Regions from separate parts of the Homo sapiens genome. Here region 1 is linked to region 2. Evidence: read pairs that join two places in POLR2A ChIA-PET (ENCODE). Cell type or tissue: OCI-LY7. All regions are shown on one strand. Links, peaks and the distances in the headings refer to the core of each region. The heading gives the core; the rest is flanking DNA.

Region 1 (8,840 bases), core at 2,128-6,127, 190 kb after region 2:
GAGCATCTGGGCTAGTATTTAATAAATATTTGATGAATGATGTCTAGATAAATAAATCAATGAATAGATGAGTGAGTAAGCAGGTGAATGGGTGAATAAATGAAAGACATATACTGAGTAGCCATGTACTTGCTTCATTCCACAGCTGAAACTTATCTGGCCATATGCCCAGCCAGCTTCCTTAGGGTACCCACTTACTACCTATCCAAAAATTGTTTCTGTCACTAAGGAGGACAGAAGCCAAGTGAAACATGGCAAGGCACTTAGACAAACAAGCATCTCTTTACCTTGCTCCTACCAAAGTGCTCTCCCTGTTTGCTTTACAACACCAAGGTTTTGTCACAAAAAGAAGGAATGTGAACATTATGTAAAAATAAAAATTTGCAATAATTTAATCCCTTCTATTTGTATAATTATTTATAATTTACCAAGTATTTTACTTATATGTCTTTAGATGACACAGATAACCCTGATATATAGTAATTTTTATGCTATCTTACAGGTGGAGAAACACTTCCTTACAGAGATCACATGCAAAGAAGCTTAACTACAGCCCAGTTGTCTGGATTCCACTTTTGGTATTCTTCTTAGTATGGGGCATTCCACGGGACAGGTGCCACTTTGCTTAGGGAGGTACTTATGAGCACCTTCCATCAGGGGGAATAATTGCTTCACTACAAGAGCTACTCTTTCTACAAGAGTCCAAGTTAATCAAAGTAGTGGCAATAAAACTCAACATTCCTACCTTGGAATAGTTTTTCTTGCTTTTAACCTCCCTCCTTCAGAGAAGAGATGGTTATTGGCTAATATACTTTGTATGCACCCATTTCAGCAGGTTACTGTCTTAAATGCAATGAATACAATGAAAGGAAAAGAAAATTGGCTGCTGGGAACACATTGAGGCTGTTGTCTTAATTTGCATGTATGTTTATAAAAAGTATTGAACTGTATTATGAAAAAAACTACACATGATAGTGAGTTAAGATGTTGGAAAAGCTTCAGAGACCAAAAAAGAAAAGCTAAAGGTATTTAATTTGGTCATATCAACATGACTGTGTCATTTATATCAGGCACTTACCCATAGGCCCTATAGAAACAAGCATGAGTATTATTAAAAGCATTCATAGACCTCCAGTAAACTTTATTTGGTTTTAACTCTAAACCCTAAGTATGTTTTTTTCATAGTTGATTCTTCTTCTAATAACATTCATTAACCAGAATTTATGGTATTTATTTTGGCTAATATTTACTGAGCTCTTGCCATATGACAGGCACTGTGTAAACACTTTAATTGATATCTAATTTAATCTTCACCACGATCTTTGAAGTAGAAATCATTGATATTCTTATTTTGTAGATTAGGGAATCAAGGCACAAAAAGGTTAATCAACTCACCCAGGTTACACTACATGAAACAGGGATAGCGAGGACCAGTACTCAAGCAATCGCCAGATCACAACTTTAAATCTTTCATGATCACTCTAACTTCAGCCCTGAATGTGCAGAGATAAGAACAGTTAGCGAGTGAACTTACAGATTATACTTATAAAATGATTATTTTTAGGTTCATGGTCCTTCCATACAGGTTATACTGTAGTATGGAATACTATGCTGCCATAAAAAAGAATAAGATCATGTCTTTTGCAGGGACATGAATGGAGCTGGAGGCCATTATTCTTAGCAAACTAATGTCAGAACAGAAAGCCAAATACTGCATGTTCTCACTTATAGGTGGGAGCTAAATGATAAGAATACATAGGCACATAGAGGGGAACAACACACACTGGAGCCTATCCGAGAGTGGAGGGTGGGAGAAGGAAAAGAATCAAGAAAAATAACTAATGGGAACTAGGCTTAATACCTGAGTGATTAAATAATCTGGACAACAACCCCACATGACACAAGTTTACCTATGTAACAAACCTGTACATGTACCCCCAAAGTTAAAATAAAAGTTATCAAAAAAGTGACCTAATGATATCTTATTTTCAAAATACCCACTCTCTGTTCTACATTCAATTCACAAGGTATTTTAGAGACTAGACTATTGTCCTCTTACATAGAGCTAATAATTCACTAAAGTTTCCTTGAATCTGTTTACTTGGCTTGAGTTCTTTTTTAAAATTTAATTTTGTAAAAAATTTCTGTGCATACATAGTAGTCATACATATTTAAGGGGTAACTGACATATTTTGATACAGGAATACAATGCATAATAATCACATCAGGGTAAATGGAGTATCCATCATCTCAAGCATTTATCCTTTCTCTTTGTTACAAACATTCCAATTATGCTCTATATTTTAAAATGCACGTTGGTTTACTGTTGACTGTAGTCACCCTGTTGTGTTATCAAATACTAAAGTTTATTCATCCTATTTAACTATATTTTTGTACCTGTTAATCACCCCCACTTCCCACCCCCAACCACTACCCTTCCCAGCCTCTGATCACCTTCTTTCTACTCTCTATATGCATGAGTTCAATTATTTTAAAATTTACTCCCATAAATGACTGAGAACATGCAAAATTTGTCTTTCTGTGCCTAGCTTATTTCACTTAACATAATGTCCTCCAGTTCCAACCATGTTGTTGCAAATGACAGGATCTCATTCTTTTTATGGCTGAATAAGTACTCCCTTGTGTATATGTACCACATTTTCTTTATCCACTTTATCCACGTTTCTGTCAATGAACATGTAGGTTGCTTCCAAATCTTGGCTAGTGCGAATGGTGCTGCAATAAACATGGGAGTGCAGATATCTCTTCCACATACTGATTTATTTCCTTTGGATAAATATCCAGTAGTGGAATTGCTAGAACATGTAATAGTTCTATCTTCAGATTTTTGAAGAAACTCCATACAGTTCTCCATAGTGGTTGTACTAATTTACATTCCACCAACAATGTATGAGGGTTCCCTTTTCTCCACGTCAGCCCCATTATTCATTATTGCTTATCCTTTTGATAAAAGCCATTTTTACTGGGATGAAATGATATCTCATTGTACTTTTGATTTTCATTTCTCTGATGATCAGTAATGTTGAGCTCTTTTCCATATGCCTGTTTTCTGTTTGAATGTTTTCTTTTGAGATGTGTTTATTATGATTTTTTGCCCATTATTTAATAAGATTATTTGATTTTTTTCCTGTAGACTTGTTTGAGCTCCTTGTATATTCCAGGTAAGAATCCCTTGTCAGGATGGAGGAATATTTACCAAGCAAATGGAAAGCAAAAAAAAGCAAGAGTTGCAATCCTAATCTCTGAAAAAACAAACTTTAAACTAACAAAGATCAAAAGAGACAAAGAAGGGCATTACATAATGGTAAAGGGATCAATGCAACAAGAAGAGCTAACTATCCTAAATAAATATGCACCCAACACAGGAGCACCCAGATTCATAAAGCAAGTTCTTAGAAACCTACAAAGAGACTTAGACTCCCATACAATAATAGTGGGAGACTTTAACACCCCATTGTCAATATTAGACAGATCAATCAGACAGAAAATTAACAAGGATATTCAGGACGTGAACTCAGTTCTGGACCAAGCAGACCTAATAGACATCTACAGAATTCTCCACCCCAAATGAACAGAATATACATTCTTCTCAGCACCAAATCACACTTATTCTAAAATTGACCACATAATTGAAGGTAAAACACTCCTCAGAAAATGCAAAAAAAAATAAAAATAAAAAAAAAAACAAAAAAAAACACAGAAATTATAACAAACAGTCTCTCAGACCACAGTGTAATCAAACTAGAACTCAGGATTAAGAAACTCACTCAAAACTGCACAACTACATGGAAACTGAACAACCTGCTCCTGAATGACCACTGGGTAAATAATGAAATGAAGGCAGAAATAAAGATGTTCTTTGAAACTAATGAGAACAAAGACACAACATACCAGAATCTCTGGGACACATTTAAAGCAGGTGTGTAGATGGAAATTTATAGCACTGAATGCCCACAAGAGAAAGCAGGGAAGATCTGAAATTGACACCCTAACATCACAATTAAAAGAACTAGAGAAGCAACGGCAAACAAATTCAAAAGCCAGCAGAAGACAAGAAATAAATAAGAACAGAGCAGAACTAAAGGAGACAAAGACACTTAAAACCCTTCAAAAAAAATCAATGAATCCAGGAACTGGCTTTTTGAAAAGATCAACAAAATAGACCTCTAGCCAGACTAATAAAGAAGAAAAGAGAGAAGAATCAAATAGATGCAACAAAAAATGCTAAAGGGGTTATCACCACCGATCTCGCAGAAATACAAACTACCATCAGAGAATACTATAAACACCTAAATCTACAATAAATGGATAAATTCCTGGACATATACACCCTCCCAAGACTAAACTAGAAAGAAGTCAAATCCCTGAATAGACCAATAACAAGTTCTGAATTGGCAGCAATTAATAGCTTACCAACCAAAAAAATCCAGGACCAGATGGATTCACAGCCAAATTCTACCAGAGGTACAAAGAGGAGCTGGTACCATTCCTTCTGAAACTATTCCAATCAAAAGAAAAGGAGGGAATCCTCCCTAACTCATTTCATGAGGCCAGCATCATCCTAATACCAAAACCTGGCAGGACACAACAAAAAAAGAAAATTTCAGGCCAATATCCCTGAAGAACACTGATGCAAAAATCCTTAATAAAATACAGGCAAATTGAATCCCAGCAGCACATCAAAAAGCTTATCCACCACGATCAAGTCAGCTTCATCCCTGGCATGCAAGGCTGCTTCAACAAACACAAACCAATAAACGTAAACATTATATAAACAAAACCAATGACAAAAACCACATAATTATCTCAAGAGAGGCAGAAAACCTTTCAACAAAATTCAACAACCCTTCATGCTAAAAACTCTCAATAAACTAGGTATCAATGGAACATATCTCAAAATAATAAGAGCTATTTATGACAAACCCACAGTCAATATCATACTGAATGGGCAAAAACCGGAAGCATTCCCTTTATAAACCAGCACAAGACAAGAATGCCCTCTCTCACCACTCCTGTTCAATATAGTATTGGAAGTTCTGTCCAGGACAATCAGGCAAAAGGAAGAAATGAAGGGTATTCAAATAGGGAGAGAGGAAGGCAAATTGTCTCTGTTTGCAGATGACATGATTGTATCTTTAGAAAACCCCATCATCTCAGCCCAACATCTCCTTAAGCTGATAACCAACTTCAGCAAAGTCTCAGGATATAAAATCAGTGTGCAAAAATCACAAGCATTCCTATACACCAATAACAGACAAACAGAGAGCCAAATCATGAGTGAACTCCCATTCACAATTGCTACTAAGAGAATAAAATACCTAGGAATACAACTTACAAGGGATGTGAAGGAACTCTTCAAGGAGAACTACAAACCACTGCTCAAGGAAATAAGATAGGATACAAACAAATAGAAAAACAACCCATGTTCATGGATAGGAAGAATCAATATTGTGAAAATGGCCATACTGCCCAAAGTAATTTATAGATTCAATGCTATCCCCATCAAGCTACCATTGACTTTCTTCACAGAATTGGAAAAAACTACTTTAAACTTTGTATGTAACCAAAAAAGAGCCCACATAGTCAAGACAATCCTAAGCAAAAAGAACAAAGCTGGTGGCATCACACTACCTGACTTCAAACTATACTACAAGGCTACAGTAACCAAAACAGCATGGTACTGGTAACAAAACAGAGATACAGACCAATGGAACAGAATAGAGGCCTCAGAAATAACACCACACATCTACAACCATCTGATCTTTGACAAACCTGACACAAGCAGGCAATGGGGAAAACATTCCCTATTTAATAAATAGTGTTAGGAAAACTGGCTAGCCATATGCAGAAAACTGAAACTGGACCCCTTCCTTACACCTTATACAAAAAATCAACTTAAGATGGATTAAAGACTTAAACCTAAGACCTAAAACCATAAAAATCCTAGAAGAAAAACCTAGGCAGTACCATTCAGGACATAGGCATGGGCGAAGACTTCATGTCTAAAACACCAAAAGCAATGGCAACAAAAGCCAAAATTGACAAATGGGATCTAATTAAACTAAAGAGCTTCTGCACAGCAAAAGAAACTACCATCAGAGTGAACAGACAACCTACAGAATGGGAGAAAATTTTTGCAATCTATCCATCTGACAAAGGGCTAATATCCAGAGTCTACAAAGAACTTAAACAAATTTACAAGAAAAAAACAACCCCATCAAAAAGTGGGCAAAGGTTATGAACAGACACTTCTCAAAAGAAGACATTTATGCAGCCAACAGACACATGAACAAATGCTCATCATCACTTGTCATTAGAGAAATGCAAATCAAAACCACAGTGATATACCATCTCACACCAGTTAGAATGCCGATCATTAAAAAGTCAGGAAACAATGACTTTTTTCCTGGAGAGGATGTGGAGAAATAGGAACACTTTTACACTGTTGGTGGGAGTGTAAATTAGTTCAACCATTGTGGAAGACAGTGTGGTGATTCCTCAATTATCTAGAGGTAGAAATACCACTTGACACAGCAATCCCATTACTGGGTATATACCCAAAGGATTATGAATCATTCTAGTATGAAGACACATGCACACTGCACACGTATGTTTATTGCGGCACTATTCACAATAGCAAAGACTTAAAACCAACACAAATGTCCACCAATAATAGACTGGAAGAAAATGTGGCACATATACACCATGGAATACTACACAGCCATAAGAAAGGATGAGTTCTTGTCCTTTGCAGGGACATGGATAAAGCTGGAAACCATCATTCTCAGCAAACTATCACAAGAACAGAAAACCAAACACCGCATGTTCTCATTCATAAATGGGAGTTGAACAATGAGAACACATGGACACAGGAGGGGAACATCACACACTGGGGCCTGTCAGGAGGTGGGGGGCCAGGGGAGGAATAGCATTAGGAGAAAAACCTAATGTAGGTAACGGGTTGATGGGTGTAGCAAACCACCATGGCACGTGTATACCTATGTAACAAAACTGCACATTCTGCACATGTACCCCAGAACTTAAAGTGTAATAGTAAGTAAAAGAATTCCTTGTCAGATGGATAGACTGTAAATATTTTCTCCCATTCTGTGGGTTGTTTCTTCACTTAGTTGATCGTTTCCTTCGCAGTGCAAAAGCTTTTTAACTTGATGTGATCCCATTTGTGAATTCTGGCTTTGATAACCTATTCTTGTGGAGTATTACTCAAGAAACCTTTGCCCAGACCAGTATCCTGGAGAGATTCCTCAATGTTTTCTAAAATTTAAATATTGTGGAGGTCTTAGATTTACTCTTAGTTTGAGGTCTTAGTTTAAGGTCTTAGATTTAAGTCTTTATTTCCTTTTGATTTTATTTTGTTGGCACTCCATTGTATGTTATTTGTTTCTTTTCTATTGCTACTGTTGGGATACTTTCTTTATCCTTGACGTTTGGGAGTTTGATTATTAAATGTCTTGAGGTACAGTCTTATTTAGGTTAAATATGTTTGATGTTCTATAAACCTTGTATTTGAATATTGATATATTTCTCTAGGTTTGGGAAGTTCTCTGTTATTATCCTTTCGAATAAACTTTCTACCCCAATCTATCTCTCCACTTCCTCTTTATGGCCAATAACTGTTAGATTTGCCCTTTTGAGGCTATTTTCTACATCTTGTAGGCAGCCTTCATTCTTTTTTATTCCTTTTTCTTTTTGTCACTTCTGACTGTGCATTTTCAAATAGCCTACCTTCAAGCTCACTAATTCTTTCTTTTTCTTGGCCAATTCTGCTGTTAAGCAATTCTGATGTGTTATTCAGTATGTCAGTTGCATTTTTCAACTTCAGAATTTCTGCCTGATTCTTTTTAATTAGTTCAATTTCTTTGTTAAATTTCTCTGGTAAGATTCTGAATTCTTTGTCTGTTATCTTAAGATTCATTGAATTTCCTCAAAACAACTATTTTAAATTATCTGTCTGAAAGGTCACATATCCTTGTCTCTCCAGGATTGGTCAATGGTGCCTTATTTAGTTCATTTGGTGAGGTCATGTTTTCCTGGATAGTCTTGATATTTGTGGGTGTTTGTCAATGTCTGGGCATTGAAGGGTTAGGTATTTATTTTTGTCTTTGCAATCTGGGCTCGTTTGTACCCATCTTTTTTGGGAAGACTTTCTAGGTATTAGAAGGGACTCGAGTGTTGTGATCTAAGTTTTTGGTCTCTGCAGCCATATCTGCATTAGGGGGCATCCCAAACCCAGAAACACTGTGGCTCTTGAAGACTTGTTGAAGTACTGCCTTGGTTGTCTTGGCTAAGATCTGGGAGAATTACCTGGAATACCAGGCAGAGACTCTTGTTCTCTTCCCTTACTTTCTCCCACCAAACATCAGTTCCCTCTGTGTGCTGAGCTGCCTGGAGCTGGGGGATGGCTCACCAAGCACCCCTGTGGCCATCGCCACTGAAACTGCACTGGGCAGGCCAGAAGTCAGCAAAGTACTGGATCTCATCCAAGGTCCATAGCAACTACTGACTGGCTACTGCTCACATTTGCTTAAAGCCCTAGGGCTCTACAATCAGCAGGCAGTGAAGCCAGCCAGGCTTGTGTTCTTCCCTTTAGGGTGACAAGTTCCTCCTGGTTCCAGGCAGGTCCATAGATGCTGTACAGCAGCCAGGGTCTGGAGTCAGAAACTTTAGAAATCTACCTGGTGCTCTATTCTACTGAGGCTGAGTTGGCACCGAAGCCACAGGAAAAAGTCGGTTGCAACCTTCTTTTCCCTTTTCACAAGCAGAGGTATCTCTTTCTGTGGCCACCCCTGCCCCAAGCC
Region 2 (6,102 bases), core at 38-4,037:
ATTTGAACCACTAGTGATCACATTTTATTTTGTTTGATAGCTGAATACAAAGCTGGCTGATGCAGTGATCTACAAGGTCATGACTGAGGTATCTTATACTCATCCTCATTCAAGCAAGATTATGTTTAACTTAAAAAGACAAATGAAAAGGAATCTATTTTAATAAATATATTATTGGTGGAAATATTCATAGTCTACCTTGAAAGGAGTGTTATGTTAAGATTGCTTTGCTTGTAGAGTAATTTATGCCTTTAATTTCTGTGTCTAGTCTTTCTAAGCCAGAATAAAAGTCTGTTCATCATGATCTCTGTTATAGCCCTCCGCATATTTGAAGGCTGCTGTTATATCACATCATATATTAAGCTCAGTTAATAGATTAACAGACCCTTTATTTTTACATTTACTATAGCATCTAACATGGTTAGCAAATGCTTTTATTATTTCTTTATTTTCTTTATAAGATAAATGGGTATTACATATACCAAAGCATCTGTTTTGGAGCCACTATGATCACTAAAAGAATCTTTTCATTGTTCCTACCTTCTCCTTCCTACATGTGTGGAAAAAACACATGATTCCACACATACACATGGTTGTCTAATTCTATTGTTTAACCCTCCATGAATAGATGTCCACAATGCTCCCTACATCTCTCTTTTTTTTTTTTTTTTTTTTGAGACAGGGTCTTGCTCTGTTGCCCAGGCTAGAATGCTGGAGTGCAGTGGTGTGACCATGGCTCACTGCAGCATCCATTTCCTCGACTCAAACAATCTTTTCACCTCAGCCTCTCAAGTAGCTGGGACCACAGGCACTATACCCAGCTAATTTTTGTATTTTTTGTAGAGATGGGATTTGCCATGTTGCCCAGGCCGGTCTTGAACTCTTAGGCTCAAGTGATTCTCCCCCCTTGGCCTCTCAAAGTGCCTATGTCTTTAAATGTGAGTATTTGAGCATATTGAATGATGATGACCTGCCCTTTGCTGGTAAAGATATACTAATAACATAATATAAACAATACGTACACTTGGGATGTCTTTCCAGGGCTGGAAAGAGAATCATATTCTGTTTTTCCATGTTCTCATTTTATCCTGAATGTGCCAATTTAATTATTTGCCAACATGTTGCCAGACATGCTCCCTAGTCTGTGCTAAAGCATTTGTTACCATGTACTACATTGAACATACTTGAATGTTTCTGTCATGTTTACCACCCAGATGGTGAGAATCCAAGGAAAGGAGACACTTGTATTAAGTTCACAGTTTATCTGTTCTTGGAAACATATAACTGCATGAAGAGATCAGGATGAAAATATCGTTATAGTTACCCCAGTTACCTCAAGGTGGAAGTCTGGGTCAGACAACCACGGGGACCTGCCATTGCAAAACTTCTCTGTATATGCCTGGGGGACCTGGCTGTTCTAGTTTTTCACCATCTTTGACATCTGCTTGTTCTCACTTGGCTCCTGCCTTACCCTCAGGGTCTCAATAATGACTTCTTGACTTTGACAACTTTGACAAAAATGCATTCATCAAAATTATAATAAAAAATAAAATCTATTTTTAAAATATGATATTTAACTCATGTATTAAATTGCTTTAAAAGGCAGCAGGGCGGTGAAACCCCGTCTCTACTAAGAATACAAAAAAAAAAAAAGAAAAATTAGCCAGGCGTGGCGGCGGGCGCCTGTAGTCCCCCCTACTCGGGAGGCTGAGGCAGGAGAATGGCGTGAACCCGGGAGGCGGAGCTTGCAGTGAGCCGCGATTGCACCACTGCACTCCAGCCTGGGCGACAGAGCGAGACTCCGTCTCAAAAAAAAAAAAAAAAAAAAAAAAAAATGCTGCCGGGATGTTCTAAAAACACTCCCCACCCCTTGTACTGACTCCAATCCCATTCAGATCCAAAGGGTAACCCTCCAGATTAGGATACCTGGATTTTTCATGGTAGTCCCGAGAACATTAGCCTTAAGGGAAAAAATATAGCATATTTGTCCTTTTCCTGTCATAAGCCATTTTTAATATGGGAGTATCACAAAGTCAAAAAGAAAGAGATCTTAAAATATTTCTTCCAATGCTAGAGCCTATGTGGACATAAGGGAGAGGCTCAGGGCAGGGGGAGAATAAATCCTTGATTTCAAATCTAGCAACTATCAGGGTTATAAGGGACCTCGGAGAGGAGATTTTGTAGTCTTCCCAAACAGCCTATTCTAGAGCTTCACACACAGGTCTGAAGAGGAAGTAGACATCTGAGATGAAGAGGAGAGCAGTTCCTGGTATATTTCGGTTAGAGTTTTCCAAATTTTCAAAAATCATTCACTATATAGTATTAAAGGCCACTGTATCAGATTTTGTCATCAAGTAACATGACTATTAAAAATGGTAGTTGAGAAAGAATTTTAAAAAAACAGTTCTGTTTTCTACAGGGAAGTAGGAAGGAGTGTCTGCACTGGGGCACAATAAGATTGCTACAAACTTACAGGATCACATCATGTCCTCTGAGACGTGCTCTCAGAAAGATAGTAGGGACTTAGTTTTTCTCCCACATAGCATCGTTAAGTCTCTTCTTGCTACCGAAATAATTCGTTTTGCTGCCAAAACAGTTTGCAATTATGACAAAATTCACATCCAAAAGATATTTAAAACAAATATTTTCCCATTTTTGTATAGTTCCCTCTCAAATGTGGGAAGATGGTCTGTTCCTTATTTCTCACAGCCACAGGCACCGCCTTCCAGAAACAGAATAAAAACCCACACTGTCCTCAATTATTCAAAGACCAATTTTCTGAGAACATATAAACTTATTTGATATATAAAAATTATAGCAAACATTGTCTTAAATAATAATATTTATCATTCTCTTCACCCCCATAGCATCTTTAACATACTTTTCTTTCCATGAACTAAAGGCATGTAGGGTTAAAAAAAAGTATAGTTTGGAAACATTAGTGGTGTTTATTATGATTATTAATATAGAAAAAATATTTTGCTTTTGTCTCAATACTCTGTTGTTAGGCAGGTAACATGATGTCATACATTAATAATAAAAATAATAATAGCATAACAATGAAAATAATAATTACTAACATATATTCAATAATGTTTATTTTCCAATCATTTATTCTTTAGTACCTGTGAGGTATGCACTCAAATTATTTTCATTTAAAGATAAGGAAACTGAGGCACAAAGCGGTTAATCACTCTTCCCAGAGAAAAGCAGTAAGTGGCAGAGTTGGGATTTAAATCCAAGAAATCTAGTTATTAAAGCCTGCAATCTTAACCATCACAAAACTATCCTGCAATCAATATTATATATCAAGGCCACTAGGTCAGCTGTGGATTCAGAAGGTGGCTACAGGTCTCCAATGTCCAGGTCAGGGCTTTGTCCATTTGACCAAGCTTCTAACTGAAGTCTTCTTCAACTACTTCCAGAAGCTTGCCAGTACCTCAATGTATTCAGGCTCAAGATTGCTTCCTTCTATTTCCACAAATGCACCTGTGCCCTTTTACACTTTTCATGAAGCTTAAAGCTTATTTAATTGGATGAAGGAATCTTATAGCTAAAAGTGCTCCTGAGAATTCTATTTTTCAAAAGATAAAAAGTTAAAGACTATTATTATTCAAATTGTTACCACCACCAGCTTGGTTTGGCTCCATTAACGCACTGAAAAGAATGAACTTCAGCAAGGAATAGAGGGAAGCAGGTGTACTCAGCAGGGTTCAGGTCTAAGAAATTCAAAATTACACAGAAGTGGTGGTCATAAGTTCAGTCTTGCCTGCAGTGCAATTGTGCAGGGAGATTGTCTTTATTCATCAGTGGGTAATCATAGACTCGTCAGAAATCTATTGCACTTCCTAGGTGAAGAGACGTGGGAAGTACAACACAGATGCTCAATCTCCCCTTTGGCCAGTAGCTCTTGCTCTGGCCAGGGGTCAGGCGTAATTCAGCTCCTCCCTCCCACATGTGTACAATGGTCACATGGCACAGTTACATCAACTGCAGAGAGGGAATGGTTAGTTCAGAATGAAAGCGTGATATGAGATCCTTACGTTGGAGGAAAAACTATAGTTTTCATGATTCCTATGAAAACATTTAAGTGTGACAGTTATAGAAGCAGACATGTTAAAAGAACAGAAACATAACTGTCAAATAGCTAAGGGTATCTATAGTATCTGTAAAACTATTTTAGGAAAGGAGAAAGGAATACTGGTCAATGTGTGGAAAGTGGAAGAAAAAGGCAGGAGTATCCAGAATATGGAGAGAACTACATTTTAGGTTTTTCAATATTCCTAATTACTTTTCCCTTTTTTTGTCCCTTTCCATCCTCCTCTATTTCTCTTATTTCTATCATATAAGCCACTCTATTAAAACATTCCAGTTTAAAATATATATTGACATTTGTGTATATACTAATATGGTCTCATGTTTATACACACACACTCTCACACACACACACACACACACACACACACACACAGCTCTCAGAAAATTCCCAGCCAAAATGATCCTAGAATCAAGTTGTTCAGATCAAACATTGGCTCTGCCTCTTATTAGCTCTGTAATCTCAAATAAATTGCCTACATTTTCCATGCCTCAGATTCTTTATCTATAAAATAAGAATAAGAAATACATATACATTATAAAGTTGTTAAGAATTAGAAGAGTGAATAAATGTATGCATTAAACATAGCATCTAGCACATATGAAGTCCTGAATATTATCAGTTATCTTAATGATTATTTTTATTGATATTACTATTAATAAAATAGCCAATACATCAATACATCATGGAAGTGCCTTGCCTAAATCTGGTTAGGTTGACTCTGAGATTGCTGATTTGTACAATATAAAAACTGGCTGACCAGTTGGACATGGTGGCTTCTTAATCACCATCGTTTGGAAGACAAGTCTTTGTTGATTCAAGATACCAGGTCCCTGAAGTGCTGTGTCCAGTCCAGAATATCACACATTATAAATGAAATTGAAATCCAAGAGTATTCAGAGGAGGCTAACCGGAGGTAGGTAGTGGGGAAGGGAGCAAGATAATGTGTCAAATACGGAAAACTTAAAGAAGTCTATTTTGTCCTAAAAAATAATAGTATAGATGAAAATACAATAAATACATTCAAATACTTGAAGTATTATTATAAGGAAGAAAGTATGGTCCTATTCCATGCTGCGGTAAGGATAAGAATTTTATCTTGTTGGCGTATCAGTGGTTCTCAGTGTTTTCTGGAGACTCAAGATAGTCCCCAAGAACCTTTTAAAGATTCTTCAAGGTCAAAATAATATTAATTAAGTGTTATGAGTATTATTATTTACCTAACAGTACTAAGAAGTTATTTTTCTTCTTCTCTCTCATTCTCTCATTAGTAGAAAATTAATGTTTCCAGAAACTATATGGTATATAATATTACAACAGATAGAGAATATTAAAGCATATATGAGAATCCAGCTATCTATTATTCAGACAGACATTTAAAAGATTTGTAAAAATGCAAAAAAGTGACACTATTCCTATTAAATCTTTGTTTTATAATATCTGGTTGTTTTTCATACAATATGTGCTATTTATATTAATATATTGATTTATTATTATTTAATAAATAATTAAATATTTTAAAATTCTATCTAGTTTATTTTACAATAAATATATATAACCCACATAGACAAAACCTCTTTATATTCCACAATTATGCTAAAAATTAGGTTTATGTTTAAGAATGTTTAAAAAGGAGTCCAGAGACTAAAAGGCATGAGAAACATTGGTTTCAATTAACAGTGTTAAGATTTTGAAACCACAAATTTCAAAATATTTCAGCAGTTCAGCACTAAATTAGGCTTTTCTTTTTTTCTTAATGTAGTTTTTAGAAAATATTCAGTGAGTGTGTGTGGTAAGAGGGATATATATACATTGATCCTAGTCACCTCTAAGGCTTCTTTCAACTCAAAGATTCTGCAGCTCCATTGTGAAAGGAATTGAAAAGAGAGCTTACTGAAAATACTGTTCTCATAAGCCTGGTGTGAAAGTTAGCAGCTAAGCATGTGGTTAGGAGCGGCAGTTTTGGGGTGAAGCAAAAAGTGAAGAACTCCAGTGCAAGAATATAA

What was found. ChIA-PET counts read pairs that join two places held together with the same protein. Peaks named below come from ENCODE experiments on the same cell type or tissue, not always from the same donor. Only the 100,000 strongest peaks of a DNase experiment are listed, where the experiment ranks them.
Region 1: POLR2A ChIA-PET joins it to region 2 with 5 read pairs; 5 of 35 experiments call an interaction of 5 or more read pairs at or near these places.

Annotation. Positions count from the first base shown.
Region 1 is chr1:198,472,008-198,480,847 of GRCh38, reverse strand. All of the region lies in intron 1 of LOC105371677 (a long non-coding RNA gene), which reads left to right. Among named protein-coding and RNA genes, the nearest start is that of ATP6V1G3, 64 kb to the left of the region's middle. In OCI-LY7, for the core only: no CTCF peak of the experiment used is centred there; no DNase peak of the experiment used is centred there.
Region 2 is chr1:198,660,814-198,666,915 of GRCh38, reverse strand. The region is part of intron 2 of PTPRC (protein tyrosine phosphatase receptor type C); the gene reads right to left. The region is part of intron 1 of PTPRC-AS1 (PTPRC antisense RNA 1); the gene reads left to right. Among named protein-coding and RNA genes, the nearest start is that of PTPRC-AS1, 3.3 kb to the left of the region's middle. In OCI-LY7, for the core only: no CTCF peak of the experiment used is centred there; DNase peaks (open chromatin) are centred at 1,386, 2,215 and 2,455; H3K4me3 peaks cover 2,197 bases; H3K27ac peaks cover 2,708 bases.